2 separate regions of the Homo sapiens genome follow, and region 1 is linked to region 2. A link is an interaction called in ENCODE POLR2A ChIA-PET data of the cell type or tissue named here. Cell type or tissue: GM12878. All regions are shown on one strand. Links, peaks and the distances in the headings refer to the core of each region. The heading gives the core; the rest is flanking DNA.

Evidence for each region. ChIA-PET counts read pairs that join two places held together with the same protein. Peaks named below come from ENCODE experiments on the same cell type or tissue, not always from the same donor. Only the 100,000 strongest peaks of a DNase experiment are listed, where the experiment ranks them.
Region 1: POLR2A ChIA-PET joins it to region 2 with 5 read pairs; 1 of 35 experiments calls an interaction of 5 or more read pairs at or near these places.

Annotation. Positions count from the first base shown.
Region 1 is chrX:31,156,602-31,173,324 of GRCh38, forward strand. It overlaps DMD (dystrophin), which reads right to left. Exons shown (of 79, transcript NM_004006.3): 73 at 15,747-15,812; 74 at 12,842-13,000. Among named protein-coding and RNA genes, the nearest start is that of FTHL17, 93 kb to the left of the region's middle. RefSeq lists an enhancer at 12,021-12,110. In GM12878, for the core only: no CTCF peak of the experiment used is centred there; a DNase peak (open chromatin) is centred at 12,110; H3K27ac peaks cover 370 bases.
Region 2 is chrX:30,711,096-30,716,095 of GRCh38, forward strand. All of the region lies in intron 13 of GK (glycerol kinase), which reads left to right. GK-AS1 (GK antisense RNA 1) reads right to left here. Exons shown (of 1, transcript NR_046603.1): 1 at 1-5,000. Among named protein-coding and RNA genes, the nearest start is that of GK-AS1, 4.5 kb to the right of the region's middle. In GM12878, for the core only: a CTCF peak has its summit at 2,084; a DNase peak (open chromatin) is centred at 2,296; H3K27ac peaks cover 886 bases.

The DNA.
Region 1 (16,723 bases), core at 11,695-16,694, 460 kb after region 2:
TTATTAAGCCAGTATGGTCGACATTCTATATGTCAAACTTTCTTTGAACCATGCCCAGCCCATACTGTGTTCAATAAATGTTGGTTACTATTATTATTGTTATTACTTCTTTCTCTATATATTATTTACTTTTTGGATTTAGAACCTCAGATGTGCTAAAAACTTCCTATAAAAAGAAAGCACTTAATTATCTGAAATGGAAGCAATCTACTTAGACCTACTGAGCTTGGCAGAACATATGCATATCTAGCGCTTAGAAAGTGACTAATCACTCAGTATTTGTCCTGTAGATACCTGAGTTCTAGCCCCTAGCCACATTGTAGCCACCCCCAAATTTTGGAATTATTGTGTATCATCCATCATCTGTGCCTTAGTAAAGTTTATCACAGCTGAACATCTGGGCAAAATGAAATCACTGAGTTAAGATCACTAGGATGAGATTTCCTTGATTTGACCCAATACGCTAGGTATGTGATGAAACTGTCAAATTATAATATGTCCATGGATCATTGCTGAAATAAAATATGTGGACCAAGGGTACAGGGTTAATGTATCTAGGTGGAGTCTATTTTCTGGATATGTCATTGACACGTAGATCTGTATCTTGCTCAAGTTCCAAGAGACAGAACATGACAATATTAATTGGCTTCAGTTTCTTAATCTTTAATGACTGAGATGTTTTTCACAAATTCCTGATCAGATGCTAATTCATTACTGTCTATAGACTAAATGTATTAATCAAAAGTTCAACACAAGAAGAATTCATAAGAAATTTTAACCACTTATAACTGGAAATAAGACAGACTAACAAAACCTAAGACAAAAATGGCAGTGGCTGGTCATCATCAGCCAAAAGGAAAAACTAGGATTGGAGAGGTTTTAGAGGTGAAGAACTCTAGTCCTCAGGAATACTGCCATTGGGAAAAGTGTGTTTCCATTTTCAGACAAATACAGCAAAATATCAAACTTTCATTGTCTGTGGTCAGCAAAAAGCCGTAACAGTCTCTAGAAGAATCATAATTTTAAGCTTTGTGTGTCCCGGCTTCAATCCCTCATGCGTAGTTAGACTTAGTCTTAAGTTCTCCCAGTAACTTCAATTTGATGGCCTATTTTTCACTCCCTGGCATGCACTGCTATATACTCTTGCCATATATGATCCTATGGCCTCCTCTATTACAATGACAGAAACTATAGAATCTTTTTTTTTTTTTTCTTTTTTTGAGACAGGGCCTTGCTCTGTCACCCAGGCTGGAGTGCAGTGGTGTAATCATAGCTCACTGTAACCTTGAATTCCTGGGCTCAAGTGATCCTCCAGCCCCAGCCTCTTGAGTAGTTGGGACTACAGGCATGAGCCACCATGCCTGGCTAATTAAAAAAAAAAATTGTAGAGACGGTATCTCCCCATGTTGCCCAGGCTGGTCTCAAATTCTTGGTCTCAAGTGATCCTCCCACCTCAGCCTGCCAAAGTGTTGGGTTTACAGGTGTGAGCCACCATGCCCAGCCCAGAATAACTTCTTTAAAATAATTACCGGTACTTGTACATGAATGTTCATAGCTGCATTATCCATAACAGACAATAAGTAGAAATAGCCCAAATGTCCATCAAGTAATGAATAGATTAAAAAATGTGGTATATCCATACAATGAAATGTTACTCAGCATTAAAGAAAGAATGAAATACTAATACGGGCTATAATATAGATACCATTTTAAAAGATTACGCTATGTGAAAGAAGCCAGTCACAAAAGACTTTATATTGTATTATTTCATTTACATTAACAGTCCAGAATAAGCAAATCCATAGAGACAGAAAGTAGATCAGGGATTGTCTACTGCTAGGGCTGAAAAGAGTAGTTGCAGGAGAAACGAGGAGTGACTTGAAAATGGGGATGGGATTTCTTTTGGGGGGTGATAAAAATGTTCTAAAATTGTGCGCTGATGGTTGCACAACTCTGTAATTAATAACCAGTGATTACTAATACTGGTTAACCTATTAACTAATAATCAGTGACTAATACACTGTAAATGGGTAACTCCTATGGTACGAGAATTATATCTCAATAAAGGTCTTATAAAAAACTAAGTTCTAGATTCAAAATTTTATTTCTTATAGCACAAAAGATATTACCCCAGTGAAAACAATAAAATCTTATAATGCTTTCTCCTACTATGGAAAAATCAAGGTTTAACCCATGTACATAAAAGAAAAATGGTATGCACATGTCTTCAGAATTATCCGTGTGGACATTAAATATTTTCAGATGATGAGTTTTAAAAAGAGTCCAAAAATAAGCCCAGAAAATGCTTAAGTCTGGGTTAGCCTAAACAACTTGGATGGTTTCAGTCTAATGGAAAATGACATCACAAACTAAACAGGTATATTAAGGGATTTTGGGAAAGAAAATAATGTAAGAAATGAGAAAAACAAGGGAGATACCTGAAAATCAACCCCAAAAACCCATCAAGTAACAGAAAAACTCCAAAGGATATTTACCCATTCATTTTTATGACACATTTATGTACCCAGTGCTGTGGAGATAAAGATATATGTAGGACACTGTCCCTTACCCTTGAAGAGCTCACATTCTAGAGTGTGGGATATTGTTTACTTCCACCATGGAAACAAACCTTACTCGAAGGCAAAAAGACTGGGAATCATGCTCACTGCTAAAGCTAAAAATACAGATTTTTATCTTTGAAATTATCGCCTTGATTTACCAGGAAATTACAGGAAAAGAATCATATGGATTTACTTATGACTTGTAGTTACAACAGACAGACTAGCACCATAAGGTAACTCAGAATTTGGAGACACAAGAAAAGGTCATATTTTAACTATTAAGATAGTAAAAAAATAAAATGGGTGAGTTTAGCCATCTGCAGAAGCCATCCATGTACATATGTAATACCAACAGGAAACCATTTCTAACTGGGCTGCTCATGCCCAATTACAATCAAGTACATCAGGAGGTCCTTGGTCTTCTTCTTACACAAACTCTCTTCCTAGGAGGTCTCTGTCCTCTCCCCAGGCTTCCATCTCCGCCACAACCATGACCCCTTCCCGCAACTCATTACTCCTTAATCAAGACTTCTCTTCTAAGGCTTCAGACCTATCTCTCCAACATTCTCCTGGATGGCTCCATTAGCCATGGGCTCTAGAAGCTGAAACTTGCTAAGCACCAAGCCACACGAGGTTGATATACTGATTATGCAAGCTCTAAAATTTCAGTGCCAGGAAAGGAACAGCCTTCCTCAAGTAGCATTACACAGGACCATATAGTAGCTACACATCTTTGTAACTTATACCTTAATCTTACTTTGAGATGAAAGCTATACCTGCATTTCTGTCATAAGATAAAGAGGGAGAAATATCTTCCCATGTGTTGATGATACACTTTAAAATCACAATCCAGGAGAGGCCTCAAGCAACAACTGGCCTTTGCATCTAACTACTTACAAAGAAAGATTCCACAGTAATTGTGATGAAGCTAAAGGTGCTGTCTTTGGTAAACATCTTTCAAAGTTCAATCATTTCACAAGAAAGAACTCCCGATAGCAAGTTAATTGCATCAAGTCACTGGTGGCAATTTTTCTTGGTGGTTTGGGTGAAAAGCCAAGTTATTCGGTGGGATATTCTACAAAAATGGTGCAAAGAATTTTCTATGATCATGAGAGTTAATTTAATACCTATCTTTAGATTTTTCAGACTAAATCATTCTGGCTTCTGGGTCTACAGGGTAACTGCTTCACCACTAGAGCATATGAAAAGTTACTTTTGTGCGAAAAATCCAGGCTTCCTACGTGGGCACCTGTTATAGCTTTATCTTCTGATGTTCCCAGAGACACAACGGATAGGCTTCTCAACAACTACAGTAGAGAGTCAACTATGCTATCTCCTAGACTGGTTTTCAAAGTTTACTTCAGACTTGAATTTCTTTACCAAAGTGTGTTCCATATAACATTGCAGTTGGGCTCGAGGTCAAGTAAGTGGGAGCAACATGAGGTTAGACAAAGCTAATCAGGTTTCTTCACTTCCAAACTCCTCAGTGCAAATGCTAACGTAATGATGACTTTCCAGTATGAGTGCTTTCAAAGTTTTACTGTCCTTGGAATCCTTTTTTTCTCAGAGTATCTCAGTGGTATTCTGCAGAATACATTTTAGGCAACAGTGACCTTTATCCTTGGAGAACTGTCACCCTATCTTTGGTGTTTTAATGTTAAGCTTTCCACAATTATCAAAGGCCATGAGAAACAGCCACATATAATTTCCCTTGGGATTTGTTATAAAAATGTTGATAAGGACACTAGCCAATAATCACTTCAAGTGTAACGCTGCTTAAGAGTTCAGGACCACCACCCAAGTTTGAATACAGGTCCTATTACTTGCTGGCCATATGAAGTGTCCTTAATACTCTGTGCCACGTAATCCTCTGGAAACAGCCTCTCTTTCATAGGGTTGTTTTAAGGATTAAATAGGAGTTCATATGTACTCAGAACAGTTCCTGTCCATAGCAATCACTCAAAGGACAGCTATTTTTGTTATTATTATTATTACGTAGAGCCAGGAAAACAATGATGTTTCTTTAGGATGCTGCGTGCTTCTTTAATTCAATATTAAGAGACAGACAAATCTTTGTTTCCTATTATCTCCCTGGCTACAGGGAAGCTCAAACTGAATCTGAAGCTTAGTCAAATCAACTATGCTAATCCCTATGATGTTCATTGATCTATTATTTATATTGCAGGAATTGTATTGCTATGACTTTTTAAAGAATCCTTTCTGAAAACTGAATACGTAAAATCAACATAGGAAATTTCCACTTGAAATGTCCTTGGGCAAATAGAATTCAGTATGTCTGATACGTAGCTCTTTCTCTCCATGCACTAACCCTTTGCAAATCAGGAGTTTTTCCTGGGTGCACTAGGTTGCTTTTGTTTGTTTTTCAATGATCATTTCCCAGTTCCCAAATTAAAACTTTCCGTAACACCAGATGCCTCCCCCTCTCCATTTTCCCTTGGTCTCATTCATTCAGTGACCTTCTAATTTCTCCATCCCCTTCTTCACTTGCCTAAGACATCCTTAGTTAAGAACCTGGCATCTTTTAATGGACTATTCCACTGTGCTTCTACCAATCTTCATGGCTTTAGCTTTCTGCCAGGTCAGTTATTTTTCTCAATCCTCCCCCCCGTCAAAAAGCCATCACTGTTCACCTGCTTATAGGATAAAACCCAAACTCCTTAGTATGATGCACAAAGTCCTTTAAACAGTAGTCCCCACCTACCATCCCACTGCCCTCTTATTCTCCTCATTCCAAGCCACACATTACTCACTGGTCCACCAGTCTGGAAAACTCATCCTTCCCCCATCTCTCAGACTGGAAAACTCCCATTCAGTCTTCAACTCTTAAACTCTCTTTGTAAAGGCCTCTCTACTCCCTCTGATAGAATAAATCATTCACCTCTGTGCCCCCAGAGCACTTGTAACAGTAGGATATAAGTAGTTGTTTCTATTTTAACTTTTTTAAAATAAATTTTGAGCTCCATGAGGGTAAGAACCAAGGCTTATTCATCTTTGTAGTCTCATAATTTTAAAATTACATTAAGCACTCAGTAACTATCTGCAGAATTGAACAGAATTACATCCTCAGGCCTGGAAAGTAGCTAAAGAAACTCATGACCATAATCAATTCTACTGTAGAGGGACAATTGGCAAATGAAGGCCAACAGGAGGATGAGGGTCTTCATGAAAAATCTAAAAAAAAAAAAAAAAAAAAAAGGGAAATTGGATTGTAAGAACATAAACTCTTATCCAGCATGTTCTAGGGAGATGGCAGCTGTACTTGTAAGATGTGAATATTCTAATCGCCAGAGGGGTGCTTCAATTTTTTTGTAGTATGAAGCAGTCCTCACAAACATCCAATTTTAGATGCCAAGATTCTAGGCTCACCAGAACACAATTTGATTTTTATTGTGATTCCTAAGACACTGGATTCTAAGACACAGGATGCTGTGTGCCGAAAAAATGAATATATTCCTCATTTTAATAGATCTAGTATTTGCACTTAAACCAGATGCTGTCTCCTCCTAAAAAAGCTTTAAGGCAACCTTGATAACATTTTAATACAAGGCAGTTAAAAAGAGAGATAATTAGGATAAAGGGAGAAATAAACTTTCATTCTGGGTTATCCATTCACTGCCATGAACTGCATACTATGAATCAGTCCCCTCAGACTTCAATTAACTTTGGATAAACTGAAGGAAATTTAGTTACACTGGCCCTGCTAGTTAGAAACTGAGTCTGTGAATAATGGTGATTCCACTTCTACCATGTTCCTGTCCTCCCTGCCTGAGTAGAGCTGAGATGGTTGACCCCATTCTTACACAGCTTCTTAAATGTGGCATGTATGCCCTTCAGCTCTTATTCATCCTTGCCATAAAAGGTCTTGGCTTTCTGATTTCTGTGATCAAACTAGCTCCCTTTGTCTCAAGAAGGGCTCTGTAGCCCTTTGTTTTGGGGCCCATGTCACCAAATGATATAGTTTGGCTGGATCTCCACCCAAATCTGATCTTGAATTATAGCTCTCATAATCCGCACATATCATGGGAGGAACCCAGTGGGAGGTAACTGAATCATGGGGGTGGGGTTTTCCCATGCTGTTTTTGTGATAGTAACTCTCATGAGATCTGATGGTTTTAAAAAGGGCAGTTCTCCTGCACATGCTCTCTTGCCTGCCACCGTGTAAGACATGCCTTTCCTCCTCCTTCACCTTCTGCCATGATTGTGAGGCCTTCCCAGCCACACGGAACTGTGAGTCCATTAAACCTCTTTTTCTTTGTAAATTGCCCCGTATGAAAATGGACTAATACACCAAGTAACTTGAATGCCTAGTTTCGTTAAATGTATCATATACCACGCTTTCCTCTCCACTCCAACTTTAAAAACATGTGGGAACAGCCGTAGGAATCAGTCTTGAATTATTTCCAGTGATGTCTACTGGACATTTTAACATTCATTCCATTATGCTTCTTTCCTCCCTTCCTTACCCTAAATTCCTTACCTACCACTTTGTCTTCAGAGGCAGTCCTTCCTCTCATTCAAGGTCACGCCTCCTCCCATACTTTAGTTCCCTAACCCTTCTCTCTCCTGCCTCCTGTGGGAAAATGCTCCCATCATTCCCAAGCTCTGCCCTCCTCTTCTTCTGGCACATTTCTCCAGCATGTGAAAATTAGAGATTTTTAAGTAAAAAGAGAAAACCAGAGTGAACACTGCACGACACTGTGTGAAGTAACCCCAACAACCATAAATATGTTTGCAAATATTTGCATATGTAGAGAGCATGTTTGGAAGGAAACACAAGAAACCAAGAAAGATGGCAGCCTCCAGAGCTGGAAACACCACAGCCAGGGGAGAAGGTTGGAGAAGGATTCACTTTTCTCTATATGTCTTTTTGAACCCTTTGGATTTTGTATAATAATATACATGTATTCTCTACTAAAAATAAAAGTAATTAAATACACACTTTAATGTTCACATCTTCCGGAGTTCTACCAAATCCAGTGTTCTCCTTCTGCTACATGCTCCCGGGATATATAAATTCATTCTCACGGTTTCAACTACCACCTGTGAGCTGGCGACTCACAGTCCTAATATCTCAGGCTTATATCCTTTCTACAAGCATCAGAGTTCTATCTCTCAGACTGTCAGACATTTACACATGGAGATGTCACCAGGACCTCAACTCGACCTCTTCCATACCTCATTTATCACCTTCCAGCTACTCAGCCCTTCAGGAAGGACCTCTAATAAACACTGCTGCATTAAAGGATGGACCTGCTGCAACTCCTCCTGAATTATCAGTCCCAGCTGCAAATAACTACTATCATCTTGTTTTGTAGTTACCAGCCCTGGGAATCATTCCTTCATACCCTAGTCCCACAGAACTACCGAATCAAACAGCTCTATCCTCCCCCGAAATATCACTCAGATCAGCCTGTCTACTTCATTTCTATCACCTTACTTAAGGCTCTAATCATCTCTTTCCTGGGCTCCCATGTGACTCCCCCCAGCTTGATTTCCTCGTTCCAGCATCGCTCTTTTCAAAGTTACCCTCCGCACAGCTGCCTGTGTGGCGTATATTCATGTCAATATCATGGCCTGACTCCTGGATCACACCCTTGAGTTGCTCCCTAGACTAGGCACGGAGGCAGCAACTCTGCAGTGGGTACCACACCCTTCCCGACCTGCCCTTGCTGACCTGGTCAGCCTCATCTCCTCTCATTCTTTGCCTTCTTAAAAAAGGTAATACAACTGCAGTTTCCCTCAAACAAACTCTGCCATTCCTCACCCTGACACCTTTGTTTATATTCCATAGGAATGCCCATTCCTAACCTCTTCAGATTCCCTTCATTTTGGCCATCTTTTCACCATCATTGGAGACTTGCACAAAGACCTAATGAAAGAACATTGAATAAAGATTTCCCGTAGCTATGAAGATTGATAGCTACTAGACTAGGTCCAAAGTCATCAAGTCAATTACAAAGTAAAGCAACGGGATCATGATTTCCAGCTACTTTAATTCAGTGGTATCAGTAACTGATCTAGAACTTCTTTGACTGTAACAATAATAATCTTGCACAATCACTGGAGGAATTTAAAGGAAAAAGAGAAAACTCAAATTTTGGCTTCATAAGGTCTTACTGCCCAACAAGACATATGAAAGGTCCTGAGTAGGTATTAAGAATCTACAGAGTTCCCTCGTGTTATATAACATCTACTAACAACTTTAACTTTAGACTTTATGGTGAATTAGGTTAATATTTAGCCACCTTGTTGACTTGAGAACAATCTAATCAATTTGCTCTGCAGGTAGTAGAACGACAATGTCTTTGTCTCTCAGAAAGGCTACCTTTTCATTGCTAGGATCATACCTTGAATTTCAGAGCAAGTCTTGGTTTATTTAGACAGTGCAGAGACAAATACATCTCTGTATTTGAACACTACAGGCTTAAGTCAGGAGACTGAAGGCTTTAATCAACGCAAGAAAAAAAAGTAAACCTTGAGTCTGCAATGCTAAGGACACACAATGGGGCAAAAACCCAAGATCCAGTGGCTCTTTGCCAAATAAAGATGTATCTGAATTATATGTGGTAATGAGGGAGAAATATGATGCAGAAGCGAAATATTAAAGATTAGATATCTCACTAACACCATTAGTCATCCAAACTTATGGGAGGCACTATGGGAAAAACTCAGTCAGATTTAGCTTTTACTCAGAGCTTTAGCCTTATCTCTGTGGCATCAACCAAGAATCAGAGAACACCAATGTGGGATACATACAGTGCCTGTGATTTGGAAAACGGGTTCTTAACATTCTAAATTTATGACAAAGCCATGCCTGGTGCTAATCAAGGCAGTTTGAAAAAGGGGAGAATTTTGAAAAGCAAGCAGAAAACAAAGTCTTTGAAAGGCTTTTCTCTACGAAATTAGGTTTGTAAAAGAACTTTAGTCAAAAGTGCATGCATGTATGCTACAATTAAAATAAATTCAGCTTCAATTCATTTATTCATTAATGCATTCAACAAATATTTATTGAATACTATGTGCAACAACCAGGAGAAATGGAATTCTAAAGGCAGAGATAAGATACCTCTGAGACACTTCTCAAACAGCCATCCTCTGTTTTTCTAGGGGGTTGTAGGGAGGTGTCATGAATAAGAACAATTAATGGAATTTAATAAATATCTAGTCAGGAATGGGGCTCTCCAGGCCTCTCTCTTTTGCTGTTATTTGGAGATAAATCACAGCTAAAGGAACATAAAATATATATATTAACAGATCAATAAGTACACATCCAAAGGACTTGGGGCAATCTCAATTTTAAATATACTTTCTTATTTTCTCTAAAAGTATGCTCGTATTTGTCAGATTGCGTAGCCCAATGCTGACTTAGGACATAGCCAGCTAGACATGCACAGAGAGGGCATCTAAAGAATTCCTGGGTTTTCTCAACAGGAAATGGCAAATTAAAGGCTCCTTAAGCAACACTGAATTCAAGGGTAGCGAAGGCAAATCTAGGGCTCTGAAGCTCCTTGCGCAGAACTGCAAGAAGACAGGACAGGGCAGATCAAAGAAAACACACGGGCTGTTTTCAGGAAGGGAACTCTGTGGAGACATTTCTTTGGAATTTGGTAGAAGGTCAAATAGGACAAAATGAAGGGACAATGAAGGAAGCTCATCCTGATCATTTCGTGAAGGTCAAGGTAACTTACACAAAGATTTGCATCAACCCCAGAGTCCTCATTTTGGAGCTCTAAGTAGGCCTGGTGTTATGTTTTTTGTTCTTTTAGAGAACAAACCATCCCATTCTTGGAGAATGGTCTTGGATATCTTCCAGGGTAAAGCGGTTATCGCTGTGCCACAAGTAGATGAACAGGTTTATTCCGGGACACTCAGTCCTCATAGATAGTCCCTCAAGTTAAGGCACATTCTGGGGAATATGCCGCAATTCTATGTAAATGACATTCACAGAGACTTACTCTTCTTTATTATCTGGTTGAAGGCAGAGTTGCCTATTTAGAGTCAGAAAAATCTGGATTTCAATTCAGTTCTACCACTGGCTGACTGGGAAATCTGGGGCAAGCTGTGTGAACCTCTAAGAACCTGTGTCTCATTCACAGAAAGGCGACAGTCTCTTCTCCATAGCGTTTGTAAGAAGATTAAATGATCTAAAATATGTAAAAGTGCACTCAAAATGATAAAATGATAAATAAATGATAGTTATCAGTACTCTTTACAAACATTCTTTGACCCGGGTGCAATGGTACGGAGAAAGACTATGCTAACCACAAACGAGGCAGGGCTCTTGACCAATGAGCTCAAAAGATATATTACACGATCATATACTTCAAAAATATATTTACTCCTTGGTAACATCAAATTCTATTTACAGTGTCAGTTCCAACTTTTTATTCCGATTTGACTTTGACCCCTACAATAATTACAGATTTAACATAAATGGATATTACTGATTATTCTCAATAAAGTAGAAATGTTTTCTCTACCATGGTCTTCACTGACAAATGATCTCAAAAGTACGGCCAAAAATAAAGCTATCATTAAAACAACAAAAAAAGTTCAATATTATCTCGTGGATGGTACTCATGTGATGTTCTTGCTGTATTTTCAGGTTTTTAGCAAACATTTCCTGAGTAGCCATTAAATATTCAAACCATGCTAAGTACTCTGGAGGATATGAAGATGATTAAGATACAGTCCATGCCCCAAAGACACACACTAGCTCATTAAAGAGAGGCACTGGTAATAACTGATAAAAAGGAAAACTGTCAAGGAATTTTCTGAGAAAGGTCCAAAGTGCTCTGGGAATAGAGGCAAAAGACAGATTTCTTCCAACTGCAGGGATCTAGCAGGGCTCCATGGGGAAAGTTATTTTGAGCAGTGTGATGGAGGATAGGTGGGATTCCTTTGTCAGATACGGCAGTGGTGGGTTAGAGGTTAGCAGTTAGGCTGAGACTCAAGCTTGAGCTTGACCCCAAAGGTAGATGAGAGCAGGATGTATTCAGAAATACTAGCTACAACAGCATAGCCAGAACACAGGGAGAACAAAAGAAGATGGCATAGAAAAAGCAAGTCAAGAGAATATTGTGGAAGGGTTTGAACGCCCCACTAAGAAGCTTGATTTTTTTCTACATGCAGAAATCCAGTGAAAGGGGAATGCCATGATGGGTCTTGGTTCTGGCAAGATGTACAAGTAGAGTCAGTATGGAGGATTTATTGCAAGGGTGGGAAAGAGACTAAAGGGAAGCCAACCAGATAAGGAGCTATGGCCATAGGTAAAAGGTGTTAAGAGCTAGAAGGCTCGCAGTGGCAGCAGGAAGCAATGGAAGAGTGGCAGTTTGTTTTTTCATCCTGAAGTGGCATACTCCCGAGGGCACTGATCTCAGACACACTGCGTTGCCTACGTTAAGAGCTTTTGGTGCCTTGGGCTCAACCAAAGAGATGAAAGTACTTAAGACCCACAAATCTGAGCAACATCTACTTTAAATCCTTGCTTGGTGGCATCTGTCTGAAGAAGGCACATTGTGAGTTAGAAGTGATCATGTGAGAAGACTTTTTAAACCAAGGGACCTGTGACATAATAAATGTAATACAGAACTGAAAGTCCAATGATTTGCATTATCCTGACACAATACAGTACCCCAGATGTTTACATCTTTGTCCTCCCTGCAGTCATTATGAGAGTTCTTTAGCCTTTTTCTCTTCTACAATTTCTGCTATTTTTACATGACTGTCTTTTACAGGTGATGGCTGACAATTGGAATTGTCTCACTAACCTGCTATGATGGTGAGCATAAATAATAATTTCTGCATTTGATGATGAAAAATAAGATGAAACAATTGGTTTCCCAATATGACCAAGCCAATAACCCTACTTTCTTAAATGTTTGAGGTAGATAATATGGCCAAACACATGTAAAAAAAATCATATAATCATAAAATTAAATAACCTACTTTTTTCTTAAATTCTATTCTGAAATATAAAATCAAAGCCTTGGAGACACATGCAACAAGTCAAATACCACCATCAGCATTAACTCCTTCACACCTAAAATATGAGTTCTTCATCATACTATTGCATCCATTGTCTTCTTTCAGATAACAAAAAAAAAAAAGAGAGAGAGAATCTGCAAATGGAGCTAAACAGATTATTTTAGAAAACAATTAGACATAAAATGACTCTAAGTGAAGATTCCTGGCACTTTTCTATGTGTGCAAGTGTATGCACTCTGCATACCAATGACAAAGCTAGAAAGAAAACTCACCTGTTTTCTTCCTCAAGATCTGCTAGGATTCTCTCTAGCTCCCCTCTTTCCTCACTCTCTAAGGAAATCAAGATCTGGGCAGGACTACGAGGCTGGCTCAGGGGGGAGTCCTGGTTCAAACTTTGGCAGTAATGCTGGATTAACAAATGTTCATCATCTCTGGAAAATAAAATCAAAGGTTTTGGTTTTTTCCCCCCCTTATTTTGCTTTGGGGGTTAGGGACTCAGGAGTGTATTTGAAAATAGAAACATTTATTTGCTCTTAACAATTAATTAGACCTTTTTTCCTGCTTCTAAAGACCTTTTGATACTGCTGAGGTTGTGATCTACCATTCTACTGGTACCAATTCAAAGTGTTTTCTTGCTCAGATTTTCAAATGAAATTGATTGGCCTATTTACACGGATAAATGAAAGGCAGAATTACAGAAATACTGGGACTCTACGTTGATGTTAGTCAATAGCTAAAAAATATTAAAAGATATAATAATGGCTGTATAATGCTTTGGCCACCAAGCCTGTCAAGATAATCTGTTCACTAACCCACGCTATTGTTGTACTGAGTAGGAAAAAATACCTTGCAGCTCTAAAAGTAACAGAGGAAATATTTTATTAAGTGGAAGGCAATGTAACCAAAAAGTATTGCTTCAGTAAGTCAGTTTTAACTTATATAAGTCATTGAGGCAGAATGACAACAACAATTAAACTGGAGATACATGATTGTTTCATTCAGTTATTGTTTAGACAGAAGAACGAAAATTAAGGGGAAAAAAGACATTAAGGTGACTGATTAAAAGAAGACTGAACATCTCATTCCTCGGGGCAGAGTTTTTTTAAATACAAGTTTTATTTATTTTTAAATTTATACATAATGGTTTTAAGGACTAATCTTGCGGGAAAAGGAGGCAAAAAGGCTTCTATTTGGGGAGGCAGCTACAATCTTTCCTGGAAACTAGGAACTCTCTAATACACAGGACAAACTTTTTTCTGAATGCATTGCTCCAAGCTCCGGAAAGGCCTGTTTACCTCCAAGTTATAAGAATTTTCTTCTGTCCGTAATGACAGGCTAAAGCTCATTGTTTCTGGTTAGATATCATTAAGATGATACGCTAATATTCTCCTCTCCATACCCACTTAAGTTGAAAAATATCAGAAATTTAGGAAAAAGTCCTTCTCATTTGAATTATTTTTGTTTATCAAGCCAGTTACCTGGTTTAGATGTGAAAAGCTGACTAAAAATAATTATTGGGTATTAAAAACACACATTTAAGTGAAGTCAACCAATCCACCAAACCACTTCCCCAAACCTGCCCCTAAAATGCCATGAGTTTTTGCCATCCAACATTGAGTCAAAATGGATTTTATGTCCTCAGAATAAGCTAAAGCTTATTTTAAAATAAAACAAAAGCAGTTTTACCACCTAATTTATCACACTCATTCCAAATTCTGAAGTTGTACTGCTAGAACTTCCCATGTTTAATTATAACCTAGAGTTGTAACTACACTTTTCTTCCTGTTCTCTTAGGCAGTCAATGAATGACAGCCACTGTTACGTAGATACAACTCGAATTAATCTGAATGTGCTAGAGCTTCTAATACCAAAATCAGTGAGCCAAAGAAGCACAAGCTATTTACATTTGGCTGATTCTTTGGCCACACATTTTACTGTTGAAGTATCTTATATATTAGTACCATTAATACTTTTTCCCATAGCTAAGAAAGATAAGGCATCACAGTTATGGTTGGGGAAAGGCTTTTTTGTTTGTTTGTTTGAAGGAAGTAAGTCATATACAAATGACTGAGGGTTGACTTGATTCTTTATTATTAGCTTGATCGTTTATGTACCAGATGAGATTATTTATTCTCATGTCTTCAATAACTAGTTATATATATGCCACTTTGATACTATTTCTTTTGGCCTAATCCTTATGAAGGTTCTTTTCTCATCTGAGCATGACTTTGTGTTGCCACACCAACTACATATGATAAATTTACCATTCTTCCCTTTGTCTATATTCTCCAAGATGGGTGAGATATCCTTACTTTATCAAACTAAAAAGGCATCGTAATACTTTGACTAGATTTCTTCTCTTTATGTTATTTATTCACTTGGCAAATCCTTATTTTTTCCTTCATATTTGCTTCAATGTCTGCTCTCTCTACCTCAAGCCCCGGTCAGCATTTACTTGGTTCATGGCAATGTTCCTTTGTGCTCTGTATTGTGAACACTGCCCTCACTCTATAATGAAGCCTGTTTCCCTGCCATAGCTGTGTTCCCTGCTGCTCTTAGCACCGCTCTATCTCCGTCCTTAAAGTTTAACAGGGTTGGCTTATCATCCTGCTAACAACCTGCAACCTGAATTGGTACTTCTCCTCTGGAAACTCTTCATAAGATTGCCTCACTTTATTTATCTTGTGAAGATGCTAAATCACAAAAATCTACTTCTTTGGATTTCTGAAGGAAAATGCCCAACTAACCTACCATATGTGAATAGCCATGCTATACCAAGATCACGTTTCCACTCCCCATGAGTGGAGAAAATAGTACTTAGCCATGACTTTAAAATTAATATCCTATCCCTTTAAATATCTGGCAGGTTTGGTCAAAGATTAAGCATTACTATAAATACTTGGGACTCTGCAATTTGTAATCATATGGTATGAAATAAGTTCAAATAAGAGTAAGGCAAACTATTTTTGCTACTCTGAATACTAATAATGCCAGAATTTGGATGAGCTCATTCCATGCCAGGGCATTAAGAATTAAAGGAAAAAAGTAAATGAATGGCTCCTTAAAAGATCAAATGAATATGATGCTAATTCCTATATCCTGTGCTATCCTACCTCTAAATCCCTCAAAGCAATTTCATTGTCAGGAACATTTTGTAAAAAGAGATGGGATACTTACATGCTCTCATTAGGAGAGATGCTATCATTTAGATAAGATCCATTGCTGTTTTCCATTTCTGCTAGCCTGATAAAAAACGTAAAAGCTCATTAAAACTTATGTGACGTCTTAGAATCTATTCAAGACCTAATCGAACATTCCTGAAAACTAAAGGATAAATCATGGCAAGAAGAGAAAGGAATCCTTCAAATTAAAGGATGTGTGTGTTGGCTTAACCATTTGAGGCAGTGTGTGGTAGACCACAGCTAGTTAGTAGCACTACATTTATGATAGAAATTCTAAGGAAAGTTATATTTCACTGTTTTCCCCCTACAGATCAGTCTTGCTTTCACTGAGAACAGGTCTTTGTTTTCAGAAGAAAAGCTTCCCTAACAATAAGTGCACTCCCTACCTTACACTACCCCTTGTCTTTTAGGACAATTACTACTTTCCACTGATGACAGACTTACACAGCTAGCTAATGCTTTTCACGATTGGTAAACATGTCCAGCAGTTAGAATATTGACAAAGGATGGATGCACAGTAAGCTCTCTAAACATTCTGCCACCAATTTTTACCTTTAAAATCTTCTTCACCTCAGGCAATTATACAGGGGGTTTTTTGTTTGTTTGTTTGTTTGTTTTTTTACAACTAAAAAAGTTAACCAAACTCTTACGGATTTAACAAGCATAAAATATTTTAAAATTAGTAATTCAGTTTTTAGGTATAAAAATCATCTCAAACACAAAGAAGGTGAGACAGAAAAGTCCAAGGATTAGGAAAATTAATTATTCTCTTCTTTACAGCATATCATGTAAAATAAATACACAAACGGAAAGCTGATGCTTTCATATTCTCCATATAATATAGTATCATTTTTTCATATATGAATGTCTGGTCTAGCAGTTTTCTAAGGAGGTTAAACTATTTGTAAGCCAATTTAGTAAATGTGCTCAGTATAAAAAAACATAGCAAGGCTACCGGAAATGTTTAAAAGC
Region 2 (5,000 bases), core at 1-5,000:
TCCCACCTACTTTTTTCCTTTTTTTCTTCTTCTTTTTTTTTTTGCTGAGGGGCATCCTTCTATAGTTCTTTTAGTTTTAGTGTGGGATAGTAAGCCTATTCTTTTTAGGTTTGTCTTTGTTTTGCCCTCACTCTGAGGATGAGTATAAAAGCCTATATTAACAATTGTTTTTCCCACATCCCTTCTGGCCATTTTCGATGTTGATGAGACCTCTGCTGTCAATATGTGGTTCATTTGTAGATAATCTGGTTTATTGTCTGGGAGTTTCTAACATTATCTCTTTATCATTGATGTTCTGTAGTTTTACTATGATATGCCTGTGTTTGGATTTATTTTTATTTATCCTGTTAGGTACTTGGATCCAAGTCTGTCTTCAGATCTGGAAAGTTCTCAGCAATTATCTCTTCAAATATTGCTCCTCTACCATTACCTCCATCCTCTTCTGGAATTGCTATTGGATGAATATTGGAACCTTTCAACCCATCATCCATGTCTCTTAACTGCCCTTTTATATTTTTTTAATCTCTTTGTTTCTCTGTGCTGCGTCCCTGGTGAGTTTCTCAGTATCTACCTTCCATTTCCAAATCCTCTCTTTAAAACAAACAAGACAAATCATAAAAGCCTTTTTTGTATTGTGAAATATAAGACACATAGAGAAAAATGCATTAAATATCAATGTACAACTTGAAAAATTATTATAAAGGCTCATGTAACTTGTTCATAGAACGCCGCCAATCCCAAGAACCTCTATTTGCCCCACGATCACAACTTCCTCCCTCTCCCTGAGATAAACATCAGCCTGACTTTTATCATAATCACTTCCTTACTTTTCTTTGTAGTTCTAACACTTAAATGTGCAGCCCTGAACACCAGAGTTTAGTTTTGCATGTGTTTAATATTTGATATATTAAAAATATAAAAGAAAAGAGAGAGAGAGCATGTGCATGCATATCTGAGTCACTTAGTATGTATTTTTTTGTATTTTTTGATCTGGCTTCTTTCACTCAACATTATGTTTGTGAGATTCATCCACAGTATTATACATAGCTGTTTTTTTCATTGCTTCTTATTGCTATATGAAATTATTGAAGTTTAGTATTTATTCAGCTGTTGATGACATTCGAGTTGTTTTCAGTATTTGGCTATTATGAAAAATGCTGCTATGAACATTTTTGTATATGCCTCCTGATGTAAATGTATTCACCTTTCTGTAGGAGTAGAATTTCTAGGCCATAGATTATGTGTATCTTCACTTTGAGTAGATAGTGCAAACCATTTTTCACAGTAGATGTGTCAAGTTACACTCCTACCAGCAATATGGGGGAATGCTAGTTTACTCATCCTCTCTATCTAGTCTAGAGTTTACCCCATCTAGTACATTTTTCATCTTATTTAATATTTTCATTTCTATAGTTTTTATTTGGTTATTTTTCACATCCACCTGATTTTGTTTCAGTTCTCTTTTTTTTTTATTCTTAGTTTCATGTTTGTTTGTTTTTAAAATGGAAGTCATTTCCTAATTTATCTCCGAATACTTAAAACATATGTATTTTAAAATCTGTGTTAGGCCGGAATGAACTCTAGTCCAGCTATTAAGTTTGTTGGATTTCTTTTTTCTTTTCTTTTTTTTTTTTTTTTTTTTTTTTTGAGATGGAGTCTCGCTCTGTCGCCCAGGCTGGAATTCAGTGGCCTGATCTCGGCTCACTGCAAGCTCTGTCTCCCAGGTTCACGCCATTCTCCTGCCTCAGCCTCCCGAGTAGCTGGGACTACAGATGCCCACCACCATGCCCGGCTAATTTTTTGTATTTTTAGTAAAGACTGGAAATAACGAAGTTTCACCGTGTTAGCCAGGATGGTCTCGATCTCCTGACCTGGTGATCCGCCCGCCTCGGCCTCCCAAAGTGCTGGAATTACAGGCGTGAGCCACCGCGCCCGGCCTTGTTGGATTTCTTAATACAAGATTTCTTCGTATAGTTTAGAATTGTCACTTCCAGCCTTGTCTTCCATTAAGCCATATAGCCTCAGTCAGCAAATACACAGTTGCTTGTTTTTCTAGCATCCCTACACAAGTAAGAGAGCGCCACCTAGCTCCTGGCTTCAAGCATTGAGCCTGATTCTATTCCCTGTCTTGCGCAAAACATTTTGGACCCCTTTCTTCTGGAGGAACCAGTTCCCAGCCACCACTCCTACTCCCTGACACATATAGAAAAATAAATCAGAAGCCATCATGCTTGTGGCTTCAGTCCTGTTTGGTTATGTGTTTCCGTGTCTGTCCACATAGATGTTATTCTGTATTTGAGTCAGCATGTTGTTTCAGTTTTCTCTTTTATATCGTGTCTGTTATCCTCTGTGGTTAGAACAAAGGGGATTTTTGAAGTACAAACTCATTATTTCTGCTCATGTAAGCATCTGCATCTTCTTTTTCATCACCAAGAGAACTCTTTTTCTCTCCCTGAAGCCCCTGGCAGGTGATAGTAAGGCCTGACATTTTAATACCTCTAAATTCTCATTTTCATTATTTGTAAAAAGAAATAGGTGTTCATGATCCTTAAGTTGTTCTGTGACATTAAACTCATATTAAACTGGTTAAATTTGTCCCACCCTTTCTAGTTGGAAAATATTTCTCAGTAGTGGAAGAGACTGGAGCAAAATAGAGCCATTGAGTGGTTCTGCCTTCCCTCTGGCATCCTTGTTCCTCTTCTTTTTCCAAATACTGTTTCACAAAACAAAAATCCTTTTGGGAACTTTTAATATGAGTATGAACCTGAGCTTACTTATGACTTGAGACTTCCATGTTCCGTGTTTTGTCACTAGAATATAGATTTCCTGAGGCCAGGGTACTTGTCTATCTTGTTTACCACTCTGTCCCAGCAGGCTGGCAGATAATACATACCCATTAAATATTGTTCAAATACCGAATCCTATGTTAGGCCATTTTTTTCTTTTTAAATATGAGCTTCAAAGAGGGTTCCCTATATTGCCTCCCTGGTTTCTTTAAATATCTCTTCCCCTATCTTTTCTTTGTTATGGTTTAACGATTATAGCGTTAAGATTTCCTTTTTAGAGTTTTTCATCCTTCTTGAGCTAAATCCCTATTTTAGGTATAAACCTATGTAATAGATTATCTATTGCTGTGTAACAAGATTACCACAAACTTAAGTGGCTTAAAACAACACATTTATTGTTTCTCAGTTCCCATGGGTTCAGAATCCAGGCACAGCTTAGCTGGGTACCCTGCTCAGAGTCTCACAGGGCTGCAGTCAAGATGTTGACTGAGGCTCTGCTGTCATCTGAGGTTTAATCTGCTTCCAGGTTCATTCAGGTTATTGGCAAAATTCAGTTCCTTGTGGTTGTGGAACTGAGGACTTCAGTTTCTTGCTACCTGTCAGATGGAGGCCACCCTCAGCTCCTAGGGCTACCTGCAGTTCCCTGCTATCTGAGGGACCCCCAGTGGTTCTCTGCTTCCTTAAAGTCAGGAAGGGAGGGAATATCTCCAGCAAGACAGGCACAGTAAATCATGTAATGGAAGCACGTACACATCACCACACATATCCCATCACTTTTGACATGTACTGTTGGGTAGAAGAAAGTCACAGATATCACCACGCTCAAGAGGCGAGGATTATGCAAGGGTATGCACATCAGGAGGCAGGGATCATGGGAGCCACCTTAATTAAAAGTCTATCTGCCACAAGCATATAAACATTGTTTATGAACTTTTATAATGTTCTTTCTTGAAAAGTATACTTTCTGAGCAATAAATGCTTTTAATTTTAGTTCCCCAACTTGTTACTGAAGTATTAATGAAATCTGTTACATTTCAAAAATAATGTTGCTCCAATTCAACTCTTCCCTTTCTCTATGCAATTAAAAATGCTATAGAGTTAGACACTGCATTTGTAATCTAATATATACAAATTAACTACATTATAAATCATATACGTACAGATACATAGCACTGTAGTATACACAAAACTGTGTTTGCTATGCCTGATGAATGATTGTAAGCAATTTAGGGTAATCTTTACTTTACCTGATTTTTCTCCATACTCACCAATTTTCACCCTAATTGCCTTGTAAGCTACAATTCTACTGCATCCTGAAATATCCTGCTTTATTTTTATACTGTTTGTGGCAGTGGCATTCATGTCAAGGAGCTTTTGAAGAAAAATGTATTTGCCTGCTATGACATTACATCAGATCTACTTGATTATTTTTAATTCAATCTTCCTATAGCCTGTTTATTAGCCTTTCACTTTCCAGGCTACATGTCTAGTTTTAAAATAATTTATTCCTCTTGCCCTGTTATAATTTAATTTATTATTCTTTACACCCTCTCACTTTCATTGCATCTCCCTTAGTGTACAACTATTAAGCTTGCATGCATCTTTTCCAGGGAATCATAACCTAGAACAAGGGCTGATTCAAATTTGTAGATGATATACTAAAGTATTGGATCTTTATACTTAGGGTGTAATTTATGGTAACTTAACTGATAACAAGTAGACAGTCACCTTCTTTTATCATTTTAGGTTTTGGCTGCTATACTCTTTTCCTGTCCAGCTTTGAAACATTATTACCATCTTCCATTTTATTTCCTGCCTCTGAATTCAGAAGACCACATGTCTTTTGTGAATTAGAGATGTCTCTCATTTTTATTTCTTTAAAAGCTAAATCATACCATGTATTATATCCTGACAGCAAAATTATTTACTTTTTTCAGATAAGTGTTTTTATCTACCTTTTATTGTGTTATATTGAATCTAGTTTTTCAATCACAACAAAACACTTCTGTGTATTCCTGATGACAGAATTTAAAACAGTTATCTCCTGGAGCCTTAACAGTGACTATGTATTTTTTTTCTTTTGTTTTAATCTAAATAATACTCTGATTCTCAACTAATTACCTCTAATCAAAACCTTGATTTTCCTTTTGCTAAAATCATATTGCTTTCTCTTAAAAATATGGTGTAAGCATGTAACATCCTATCTTTTTCAAT